Linked DNA regions of Homo sapiens: region 1 is linked to region 2. A link is a loop called in an ENCODE intact Hi-C map of the cell type or tissue named here. Cell type or tissue: chondrocyte. All regions are shown on one strand.

Region 1 (2,500 bases), 1.2 Mb after region 2:
GCCAGGATCCCCGCATCTACCGCACACGTCCCTAGGGGAGGCCCTGAGCAGGGCAGTCTCTCCACAGTGCCCTGAGGAGCCCAGAGCTGTGCACGGTAAGCAGAGAGCCCACCAGGCTTGATTCTGGGAAGTGGGGAGGGAACAGAGACCCCCACAGCTGAATTTCCCTCTTGGAGGACCAGGTGACAGGAAGCCTCGCCCTCAGGCTTCAAGGCGGTGGGGCTAGGACCTTTGGGGAGTGGGACGCAAGTGGCAGTGAAGGGACTTGAACCAGGCCTGGCTTCCCTCTCCATGAGAAGCTTTGGAATCCCAGTGGGGAAGACATCACGGGGACTGGCTGGCTGTGGTTGGTCACAGGCTGGCAGGGATCAGGGGCCCGCAGGTCTCTCTTGCCTGGAGTGATCGCTCTCCTGCCTCCTGTATGGGCACCTCCTTAGGGGCCCCTCCAGCATCCCATAGCCCCTGAGGGAAGGGAGCTGGGTCCAGCTGCTGTTGGACAACATGCAGCCCTGGATGGCATCATCTCCCTGGGACCACCTGCACAGCACCGGGGCCATTACCAGTGTTTGGGGCTTGTGGGATGCACCCAAACTTCTACACAACAATTAATACACTTTTACTGCATACCTGTAATGGGCCAGGACTTTTCCCATACGTGTGGTCATCCCAGGATGACCCTGTGGGGTAACTAGTGCGAAGCCTGTTTCACAGGTGAGCAAACAGGCTGAGTGGTCTCCCGAAGTCTCAGCCAGTGCTGGTGCCACCCTCCAGCCACCACTGCCCAAGCTCTGGCTTACTAAGAGGTAGCTGTCTTTAGCAGCCCAGCTTGTGTTTAATACAAAGTTGACCTGGAACTGAGTGTTTTGATTCAGTCAACAATTTGGGACCAAATCGTCTGATTTATGGGTAACTTCTGGACGAGCCTGGGAAGAAACAGTCTAACCTGACGGAAACTTGCTGCCCAATGGCCCCACAGCCTTAGTTGCCCTGGGAGAGCTGGAGCTCAACTTGTCCTGCATCGCCACCTGGTGGTCATGAGCAGAATTGCCACCTGGTCCGTGAAATGTTTTCAGGAGTGATGGTTTCCCAGGAAGACGAGGGCTGGGGCGGAAAGAACTCATATAGATATTTTTAAATCCTGGAATTGTTGAATTTACTCTAGAAATGTTGAATTTTACCCTCATTTTTTAAAAAAGTGACACTTTTTAAAAAGGACAGATTATCATCCAAACACATTTGTTAAGTACCATTTGTGGGGCTGTGCAGAAAGGCTCAGCACTGGCACTGAACTGAGTACTCTCCTGTGCCCAGCTGGGTCCAGCCCCACCTCTGGTTACTGCGTGGCCTTGGTGTACCCTTCCATCCCCCTGGGCTCCAGCTCCCCATTTCCAGATATGAAGTTGGCCTGCCTTTCATCCCTTCCCTCCATTTCCCCTCCAATTGCCAGACGGTTTTAGGCAACTTACAAGAAAAACATAAAACAAAATTGTACATTTATAAATATGAAAGATCAAGCCTCAAAATCAGGTCTAACAAAACCAGTTTAGGAGGGATAGACCCCAGAGAGGCAGACCATAATCCTAAACAGTTGCTCTAATTGAATCATAAGTTTGATTCTGAGTTTTCTAGCTTCCAGCATTTAAAAGGAAACACAGAACATCGTTACTCTCATTGTTTATGAGGAAAACATATATTGGTTTGCAGCAGGTCTCTGAGTAGGCACAACTTCTCCTAATGCTTAACTCTGTAGTTTCTGGCTCATACCAAATAGATGATATTGAGAAATGTGTTCGATCATGTCTTAACAGTTCCTCAGAAAATGCAGCCTTAGTATTCTCGAGGCTGTTTCTTACAGCAACCCTTGCTGGAAGGTGAGGGCATGACAAAAAAACATGACTCAGTGATAGCAGTTTTCTTAGCGGGATGGGGTTGTGTTGGGAGACTAGTTGGGTTGGGTAGTGAAGCCAAAGCATTTTGTTTCTGACAGTCCAGTTTAACGCCAGAATAAAATACAGAGTAGGTAAGTGGGTAGAATGCGTGACTCTCAAACAATTCTTTGTCGAGTTAGTCTTCATCAGTCATTGTTTTATCATTGCTAGGTGGACCACATTGTACAGTTAAGCTCTCTGGCACAGGTCTAAGTGCTGTGCTTTGTGCTGCTGGTTATGGTAACCCCATCACTTTACCAAATAATGCAGGGTTGACCCTTTGTGTGGGTTTTATGGAGCTTCATTAACCACAATTCTCACCTGGATAAATGCCTCCAAGGTAGACCAAGGGAATGCCAGACAAGACCAGGATATTGCTTTGAAAAGACTCCTGGTTGCAGTGTGGAGTTTAAAAAAAAAAAAAAAAAAAGACTCTACGTTGGTCCAGCCATGCTCATAGAAGCATTATTCACATTAGCCAAAAGGGGGAAACAAATCAAATGTTCAACAGACAAATGGATAAACAAAACGCAGTATATCCATACAGCAAAATGTTATTCAGACTTTAAAAA
Region 2 (2,500 bases):
ACCTTCTTAACCTTAACCTTAACCTTTGTGATGATGACATCACTGATACTGTGCTAATTAACTCAATTAGTAGAAACGGACAGTGTGAACTACTTTAAAAGAGAAGCATAGCTGGAGATAGGTTTTTTTTCAAAGTTTATTTTACAAGTAAAATATAGTGAATTTGATTACCTCAAAAACATAACAGAGAATCTCTTTTTCATGCCATTTCTCAGTAAGGTTTTTAGCTCTTCTCATTTAACTTTTTCTTTTCTTTATGAAGTCCTGAGATAAATGAGCCATTTCTGGAGGAACAATCCAGATGGCTTTTGCGGTCACCATCCTGGAGTATGAATTGAGGAGGAAGGCGTTCTTTTCAAAATGAGCCACAAGCAAAACTCCTCCTGGTTGGTCATCCATTCTCTGCCCTGACATGTTGTGTGCAGAAACCCATGTGACAGCATGAGTGTGTTGTGTGGATATGTGCTTCCCAGGACAGGATTATGTACAGGGGAGTTGTACAGACATGGAGTGTACAGATACATTGTAGAGACAAATGTTAAAGAGACATACAGTGTACAGAAATTGGATTGTAGAGATATGAACTTCACATACAGGAGTTACAAAAGCATGGTATGCAGATTGGATTATTGAGATGCAGGTTGTCTAGACACTGGCCCTGAAGGCATAGGTTGTGTAGACACAGCCTGGGACCAAGCTCTTTGGTCCTGGCCTTAAAGCAGGGTGTGCAGCATGAGCCCAGTGATGGTTGCCTGGCTATGTGCCAGAAGTGGGACTCTGATGTCTGTGCAGAGGGTGAGGGCAGGACGGTATATTCTGCCACTCTACTTTGAGCACTGGCTTTGAAGCTTTCCCTCCAATGCCATTCCCACCCCCAAGGGACTCAGGAAATGACTTCTGTCTTTTCTTTGATAGAACAAAGAAAGAGAGAGTTCTAATAGATGAGAGAGAGAGAAAGAGAGAGAGAGAGAGAGAGAGAAAGAGAGAACACCAGATTCAGACACAGAAGGTTCTCAAGGATGACCATGGTGAAGTCTGGGCTTCAGCAGGTCTTACAGACCACCAGGGGTCAGTCTTGGGTTCTACAAGAGGAAACCAGGAGGTATTTGCTCAGCACTGGTTCTCACCTGAGGACCATTCAGAGGAATTTATTCCACTTTAATATACTATGGTGTTAGCAGCTTTGAAATTCTTTACCGCCAAGGGGGCCTTAAAGCCAATGAAGCAGGAGTCTCAGGAATGACCCGTATGTCAGGCCTGCTTGTTTATAATCCTCAGGACCACAATAAAAGGCAAGTTTAATCGCCTGGTGATTCGGGACTTGGGGGCCCAAGTGTGCTAACCCACCCGTCAGGCCCAGGGGTCTGCCTGAGCTTGGGAGGGAGGGAGTTTGGGGCTGGGCCTGGTTGGGAAGCCTCAGGCCTGGGCTAGGTCCAGGGCTGGGCTGGGCTGAGGCTGGGGCTGGAGGGGGCTTCAAGTGAACTTTGGTTCTGAGGTCACTGGTTTTCCTGTTGTAGTAACTGACTTCACAGACTCTGTCAGGATGAAGGAAGACACAATGCTGCCAGTACAGCTGCTTCTACAGGAAGCCCCATCCCTGATAGCTAAGGCTAGACTCAGCTTGGTACTTAGTGATAAAAACAAGAACACTACCACAGCTATTGCACATTTACTATGTGCCTGGCACCACTGTAAGCACTTTTGTGCTTCTTTAATCCTCATAAGAATCCTAGGAGGTAAGTACTAGTATTATCCCCATGGACAGATGAGGGAAGTAAGGTTTAAATAACCTAAGTAACTTGCCTCAGGTCACTCAGCTGGTAAATGCCACAGCTGGGGTGAACCCAGGCACTCTGGCTCCTTAGCCATGCTCACAACCCACACTACTAGATAATACTGCAACGTTAAGAGCCTTTGGAGAGTCTATATGTCAGCCCTCTTGTGGCAGATGAGGAAACTGAGGCCCAGACCCAGGTCACATAGCTGGTGAGTGGTAGAGTTTGAACCCAGACCCAGGTCTCTGGCTCCCAGCTTAGAGCTCTTGTCACAATACCATGCAGCCACCATTTGCACCAAACCAAGTTGCAAGACATTTTAGCTAAAATGCAAGCTTTGGGTCAAGGAATTGGAAAGGGCCAGAATTATCCTACGGTCTCCCGGCCTCATGGGGTTGAATGCTTCATAACTAAGCCCAGGCACTATCAGCTTGTCAGAGGGTAGGGGCCAAGGACATGGCCCCTCCAGCTGCAGACAAACTGCTGGGCAGGATCCAGGCTGGGGTCAGCTAATAGCCCCTACACTTCCACCCCCATTTCCAGGCCAGGGGGACACATCCTGGACAAGCGAGAAAACCTGGCAGAAAGAAACAGAGAATTTTTCTTCCTTCAGGCAAACAGGCTCCTCTCAGATCAGAAACTGTGACAGGGTTTTCATGGGAGGTACAGGCTGTGATAGGAACAGAGAGCTCTGGTATAAGCAGCTCTGAGAGAAGGAGTAAATC

Evidence for each region. A loop is a pair of places that touch in the nucleus more often than their neighbours do. Peaks named below come from ENCODE experiments on the same cell type or tissue, not always from the same donor. Only the 100,000 strongest peaks of a DNase experiment are listed, where the experiment ranks them.
Region 1: it touches region 2 in a loop (4-fold over the local background); 4 of 110 quality-filtered maps call a loop at or near these places.

Annotation. Positions count from the first base shown.
Region 1 is chr11:12,281,005-12,283,504 of GRCh38, forward strand. It overlaps a transcript of MICAL2 not described here. Among named protein-coding and RNA genes, the nearest start is that of PARVA, 95 kb to the right of the region's middle. In chondrocyte, a CTCF peak has its summit at 1,023 (motif pointing left); no DNase peak of the experiment used is centred here.
Region 2 is chr11:11,035,953-11,038,452 of GRCh38, forward strand. No RefSeq gene overlaps it. Among named protein-coding and RNA genes, the nearest start is that of LINC02752, 78 kb to the right of the region's middle. RefSeq lists enhancers at 891-1,391, 1,392-1,892. In chondrocyte, a CTCF peak has its summit at 1,073 (motif pointing right); no DNase peak of the experiment used is centred here.